Linked DNA regions of Homo sapiens: region 2 is linked to region 1. Evidence: chromatin contacts called from ENCODE Hi-C or POLR2A ChIA-PET data. All regions are on one chromosome and are shown on one strand. The core of a region is the stretch at or near the end of the contact, and the rest is flanking DNA. Distances in the headings are between cores, read along the strand shown. Region 1 holds the start of ZNF536 (zinc finger protein 536). Region 2 overlaps ZNF536 (zinc finger protein 536).

Region 1 (3,508 bases), core at 968-3,467:
TTCACTCAATTGGCTGTTGGGAAGATTTCTGTGTTCTGTAGCAATGGCGACAGCGTGGCTTTGATTAGTGGAGTGCTATACTTTTTAGGGGAGACCTTTTCTAACTTAATTTATGACTCTGGTTGAATGGCGTCTGTGCTGGGGTATTACGTATTTCCCCAACTATTGTACCTGATGTCAATAAAGGTGCATTTAGGGAAATTTGAACTAAAACCCCAGGGTGTTTTTGTTCTTTGGGGAACCAATGCGCCATAAACATTTTGAACTTGAGCCAACAACCTCCCCTGACCATGATTGCAAATTACTGTAGAATGTATGGATTGCTGGCGGAACACTATTTGAGGAAACCTGTATTTTATAGAATGTCACTTTTATGCACAATCCAGGCAAAACAGAGGGGAAAAAAACTAATTTAAACAGCAGACAGTGTTCTCTTGAATGAAGATTATGACAAAGAATGTTATAAAAATCAAGCTCTAAATATGGCTTTTTATTTAATCATTATTACATCAATCATCAATATCAATACTTAACAGCAAGCTGATAATGTAGCCAGTAGGTGAAACAGCTATTAAAAAGTGTAAAAAAATGATTAATCAGGTACGGGGGATATTAATGCCCTCCAATTATTAAATGATAAGTACGTATTTTTGGAAGTGTTTGTTTTTAATAATCAACTGTAATATTAGTTTGCAAAAACGTAATTGCTTCTTAATTTTGCATTTTAGCTTCTTTGTGCTGGGTACAAAGGTAGTATGTTTCTGTAGTTATTGTTTGCAGCACTCCGTGTAAAAAATCACGTTCATTTCAAGAAGCTGTTATGGTATTGATTGTGGTAAAGACTTCCATTAACTGACCAATCTAAATCTCATAAGTGATGTCAGGATAGTTATGCATTTGCTTGGTTCAAGTATTCAGCCATTATGTTAGAATGCAGGCAGTGTCTGAATATGGCTGTTAAATTATTTCTAAATACCGAACCAGAACAGCTTAACAGTTCTGCAGTTTGAGACTGACACAAAAATGACAATCTGCCACCTCTTTGTTTTTTAAATATTAACGCTGTATTGGGATAGTATTTTTGGAGTAAAAACCTGTGGCACGAGAGGATAAGTGACATAAACAAAGGCAGCTGGGCTTCATGAAATAATGGAACAATAAGGCCTTTGCAGCCGCTCTCATCACTCCAGTATGTTAATTAGCATTCTGTTGTGGCCGCAACACTGAAAACATGTAATCTGTATTGGTGTACAGTACAGCTGTGAACACACATTCTTTTTTGTGAGTCCCTGGAGTTAGCCTTGCCATTGGCATATGCGTTTGGGCCAAAAGTCAAGCCATCACCACTAAAATAGCACACCATAGCAGCAAAATGTCATTTGTCTTTTCTTGTTTTTTTTTTTTTGTTTTTTTTTTCTCTCCCCTCAATGCCACATGCTATCCAGTGATGTAATCTAGTATCACTGCATCTGCCTCCCTGCTGTATTTTTGCAGGAGGGTATCTGGATATCTGTAGGGGAAAGGAGGGGGCATTGCCAGCCAGCAGGAGATGGAAAAGGCAGCGGCCCCAAAAGAGTCAAATTAGAAAATAAATTATTTCTTTTTGCATTATATGTTTAAATGCATATATAGAGAATATATATATATATATGCATATATATGTGTGTGTGTATATATATAAAGAGAGAATATATATACATTGAAGAATCTATGCATTTAATATCTGCCACCTTTTTGCATAGATTCTTCCTTAAGTGTCATGAAACTAGAATCCGCTGCTTGTTTTCGTAAGGTAAAAGAAGGGCAGTTAATTTCAGCACCAAGGCTTGGAGGAAATGAGACCTAAGAAAAAAGAATCAGAGTAAAATTTACCCTTATTTATCATTTCTATTTAGAACTGGGTTGACAGTCTTTCATGCATGTACTTAGGATGGGATTGGCTCTTCCCATTTCAGAGCTGACAAAACTGAGGCTGAGGCATGGTCCAAAGATGGGCCCTAATTGCAGGGCCTTTCTGGCCTCTGTACAGAGAGAGTGAAAACAATTGGTCATTTTGAGGGAAAGGGGTTAGCACCAGTGAGCAGAGGCAGTTAGTAGCTGGGAGCAGTGACTCCAGCCTTCAGAGGCAGGACTCAGAAAGGCCTCTCTTGTGTGATTTTGCTGCTCACACGTGGCCTGCTGGGAGCCGCCCCTGGTACTGCCGGGACACGGCCCTGGGATTTTGCTGAGGCCAGCTTTGGAACAGGGGAGGTGAGTCTGGAGAAGAGAGTTTCCACGTTGTCATCATAGGATCTGGACTCAAGTGACCAAAACCTTGCTTGGATTTTTACCTGATGAAGTTTGTCTTGAAAAGTGAAAATGGTTCCATTTCCATTTTCCCTGTTCTCAAGGTAATTCAGCTTTCTTTGTGTGTGAGTGTGTGAGTGTGTGCAAGTGTGTGTGCGTGCAGTCTCCCCAGCATAGAACACCCACACATGCACCCACCCACATGCAGACACGCACATACTCATGCATGGATTCTTGTTCACGAAGTACACACCCTTTTGCAAAATAATTTTTGAATAAAAAATTATAGCCCTTTAAATTTATTATAATTTAGAAAGGGACCATCCGATGGTTAAAACTTTTCCTATAATTCCTACATTAATTCTCTCCATCACCCGCCCCCCCCATCTAATCTGACTGTACCAAAAGATTTGAAAACAAAGCAAAAACACCAACCAACCAAACAAAACAACCCACCTGCTTCTAAAGTAACTTTCAGACTCCCTGGGCAAAGATTCTTGTCTCTTTCTGAAAGATGAGCATGAATTCTGAGCTCCAAATTTTGCTTTTAATCTGTCTCCAACCTAATTGAAAAATTACCATACCACACAAAGAAAACTCCGCATCGGGATCACCATGCTGATCCAATTGGGTTCTGCTTTTTGACGTTAGAGAAATCAAATTGTCTGGCGATTTGGTGACATGCTTGAATGTCCACCTGGGAGAAGACTAGGTTAAAAGTTAATAGCACTTGTGCTTTTCTTCCCCCCGACCTTTTTTTAAACTCCAGTAGAACGGAACTCTTCCCCACTGGCCAGGCCCTCATCCTGAATCCCTTGTCCAGCCTGGAGGTCTTCTGAGAGTTCTCAGTTGGCACCTTTCCCCTGACTTGTCCCTGTGAGGTAAGGCAGGGCTGACACTGAGATTTTAGTTCTGTTGTTCTTTTTTTTTTCCTAGAAATTCACACCCCCCACCCCTTGGTTAATGGCTCTTTAAATATTGAAATGCCTGGAAAAACAAAACAAAATAAAATAAAATGCAGCCTGTCAAAGAAATAAGAACAACAACAACAAAAATGTTGGTATCTTTTAGAATGTGTCTTCCTAGTGGTAAAAGTATATAATTAATAGGAGAATTTTCCTCCAGATGTGGCTATACTATAATAGAGCCTTATAAATGCTACAGAAAGAAAAATTGCTTGGAACGAAGGCGTCCTCAATGAGAGCACACCTGGGTCTGACAA
Region 2 (3,514 bases), core at 950-3,449, 78 kb after region 1:
AAGAACCAACCGTGCTCATGACTCAAAAGAGAATTATACTTGAGTTGTGGTTATCTTCTCACTTTTATTTCCCCTCATTGAAGTATTTTACAATTGTGAATACTGATTCTTTCATTTCTGGTTGACTTCTTTGTTTTCTTCATATTCAAATTAGACCCTTTCATAATTTTCTGACTAAGTAGGAGAATTGAGGGCATACCAATATACAACCCGAATCAGCTGTGCGTCTGGGGCATTCAGGTTTCCCTGGGATTTAGGACTCTTAACCAAATCTGGTTAGTCCTCCCTCTTATTTCCAACAAGTTTGACTTGTATAGAAGTGCGATTAAAATAAGCATTTAAATAAAAATCTGGATACAATGGGTATTTTATTATTACCTGTTAAAGAGAAACCTGCAAGGTGAAGGAGAGAGAGAGAAAAAATCTTTAAGCCCTTAAGTAAAGAAAGAAGTACTTATTAAGGCTTCTATTAAGAAATAACTGCAAAACACGGTTTTACAAATTTCTCAGACTGCATAACAATGTCGCAAAACTTAATTTGCATCACTTGATTCTTTTTTTTGTTGAAAACTGGGTCAGTAGGGCCTGAGAAACTATTTTTTCAGATCTTAACCAATGAATTCTTCTTTATAAATCGCTGCTCTTAACATGATAGTAGTTCTGAATTCATCATAAAAAACCTTTTTACAGAGCCTCTTAGAACAGATCTCTAGAAGAAGGCTTACAATGAGTGGCAGAGACGTCCTTTGTTATCTGATGTAATTCTTTGCAAAGAAGGATTGGGAACGGAGTGGCTGTTTAAAAATGTCTTGCTCAGACCGAGATGAAGAAGGGGTCAAGTTTGCAATCAAACAGTTATTGCCGAGATGGGCGACTGTCACTGGCTAGGCTAATGTGGGATGCAGCTGTTTGTTATGTGAGCAAAAGAATGTTTGAATCAGTGAACATGTGAAAATGATTCCAGTGAACCAGAAAATGTGTTTGTTCTTTGGCTCTCCAAACTGCTGAGAACCAAGCTTAAGATCAACTGCGAAAACTAGGACCTCTGACAAATTGAGAGGTCATATTTTCTAACAGAAAATGGACAAAACTAGTCACACAGATCACTTCCCCATCTTCCCCCTTTGTTTTATTTTTGTTTTGTTGTTGTTTATTTGACTTACCAGTAATTTCACACCGTGGTCAATGTCATTCAATGTAGCCTCCGTGTACAATGCAAAGAGAAACTGTTTGGAAAGCAGCAGCTTATTAATTTTACTTTTATGGCATTTAGAAAGCGGGGTGGCTGTTTCGATGCCTCCTCATTTCTGGCTTGCATGCAAACACTCTTATGGCATTAATCTTTGCATCTTTCTCTAAAACCTCCTCTAGGGCTGAGCTCGAATCCTCGCTTTGCTCTGAGTCAGAACACAACCAAAGTTCTGTTTCTTCAGATTTTGCTTTGGAAATCACACTCAGAATAATTAAAACTTAATGTACTAAGAAATGATACTGTTCATTATATCCAACAGGGCAGTTACCTTCTGAATTCCACATAATTTTGGAGTGGGGATAATTGAAGTGTTGATGGTGGGAAGGGGGTAATTGAATGCATTGACCCTCTGTTCATTAAATAAAGTCGGCTAAGTTACAGGATCAATGGAAAGCCAGGGAGAGATGCGAAGATGAAAATATCGTTAACCCCTACTACTTCTGGTATAATATTTTGAGATGGACAAGGATTATTTGGTCAGCTGGGCTAAAAGCCTTGCGAGGTCTTCTTTTGTTGTTAGAGCTGCATTCCTGAAATGCTGGGTCTCCATCCCATTGACCACAGCATCAAAGGCCTTTATCTGGGGCGCTTTCGCATTTACATGGGGTGTATAGTGATATGATAGATTTTCTTTCTTTTCCACCTCTTTTTCTCATGTGGCTCCCCCTCCCTGCCCCCGTTCACGATAACCGGTGCCTGCTCCACACACAAACAAATCCAGGCACCCAAAAGAAGAAAAAGAAAAAGAAAAAGAAAAAAAATTTGAGTTTGAGGATTAAGATCTTCATTTTTTTTTTTTTTTTTGCTTGTGCATTCCAATTGTTCTTAAAATATTTGGCAATGTCAATTAGTAACTGAGCAGAGTTAGCTGATGAACACAATTTTCCAGTAGACTGAGCACCCTATTGTTGCCGAGCGAACAGCAGATTTCTGAGGTCATTATCATTCGCTGGTTGCTTGGCCCAGCTGCTTCCTGCTGCAAAAGCCAAACTTTATACCGGAGCTCGGGGAGGCTGCAGCAACAGGGGGCTGGAGGGGGGGAGAGGGGAGCTGGCTGCAGAGCCGAAGACAGTCATTATCAGCAGAGGAAACAGAAAGTAAAAGTTTCCAGGCAATTCCAGGAAAACTGCCGGAGCAGGCTTCTTCCTCCTGTTCCAGTCCAACCACCTTCCACCTCTAGGCAGGGAATTAAAAAGGACTTGGGGAGACCCCCCTGGGCATGGTGGCAGCTAATCTCTTTGTGGAGGAGAACTTTGGAAAACAATAATCCCATTTATAAATAATGCTTAAAAATTTTTTTAGCCCAGGCTCAAGCATGTGAGTGATGCCCTCTTAGATAGCCTCCTTCATTGTTATATATTTAAAAAATCATTTTAAAAATGATATTAGGAACTTGAAATTAGTCAATTTGGGGATGACAAATAGGCAACATTATTTAATTTTCCAGAGGGACCTTATGAACAGATCATAGTCTGAGATTCCTTTTAAAATCACATTTAGCCTTAAAGGTTCCCCCTACGCCTCCCCCTGTCCCCTGCTTCCTTATTTTTCTGCCCCCAGCCCACCCCAACTCCAGCCTTCCTTCCCCACCTCCTAATTTGGGAACTGGTTCAGTGAGATGAAAAGCTGCACTTTTTTTAAAGCTCAGCTGTGAAAGCCGAGCGCCATATGCAGCCCTTCGGTCTCTGCCGTGGAAGCGTGTGCAGGCGGCCGCCGTGTTTGCGGAGATTTACGGAGGATCGGCTCGTGTGTGCCGAAGCTGTGCCCAGGCGGACGCCGGCCAAGGCCCGTCCCCTGAGCTGAGAGCCGAGAGCTGAGGTGGCCGCCCGCCTAGGCGAATAAGCCGGCTGGTCAGGTGGCTCCTGGGGAATGTCAGATGGGGCACAGGGTCAGAGGCCCCCGTGTCTTCCCCTGGCGGCCACCTTTCCGCTGGGGCCCAAGGGTGGTCTGTCCACTTGGGACGCCCTGCTCGTGCCGGGATCGCCGTTGCTCTCAGATGCTGGTTCATGTGCGGCTGTCACATCATCCTCCTCCTTCCCCGGAGCCGGATGCCTACCAGCAGTTTCTTTTTATAAACTTCCCATTCACTTGGTAGACTTGTATCATCTCGTGCTTAGGAGCGATGATTTGGGAACAATCAGTAACACTTCGGGGCTTTTACCATCTTTCTGACCCCTTTACATGGAGCCATAAATCCCGCTTCTCCGGGGCTGCTTGATGCCAGTCCACCGTCACTTGGCATTTCAGAAAGAGGGTACTTGC

What was found. Hi-C counts contacts between places; a loop is a spot of excess contacts on that map. ChIA-PET counts read pairs that join two places held with the same protein, here RNA polymerase II (POLR2A). Pooled maps may share reads with other maps.
Region 2: a loop to region 1 is called in a map of posterior cingulate gyrus, with 4 times the contacts of the local background. The contact joins the enhancer-like site here to the promoter of ZNF536 in region 1. A Hi-C loop is called at or near these places in 3 of 168 maps with a recorded cell type or tissue (dorsolateral prefrontal cortex and posterior cingulate gyrus) and 2 of 50 pooled maps. POLR2A ChIA-PET finds 5 or more read pairs at or near these places in 2 of 52 experiments (H1 and HEK293).

What each region holds. Positions count from the first base shown.
Region 1 is chr19:30,370,167-30,373,674 of GRCh38, forward strand. ZNF536 (zinc finger protein 536) reads left to right here and starts at 2,218. Exons shown (of 5, transcript NM_014717.3): 1 at 2,218-2,390. RefSeq lists an enhancer at 3,262-3,508.
Region 2 is chr19:30,448,037-30,451,550 of GRCh38, forward strand. All of the region lies in intron 2 of ZNF536 (zinc finger protein 536), which reads left to right. Among named protein-coding and RNA genes, the nearest start is that of ZNF536, 77 kb to the left of the region's middle. Within about 2 kb of position 2,200, at least 9 of the 41 ENCODE cell types and tissues checked have a DNase peak (open chromatin) inside an H3K27ac peak, as active enhancers do; they include dorsolateral prefrontal cortex, where a contact is called at or near this core.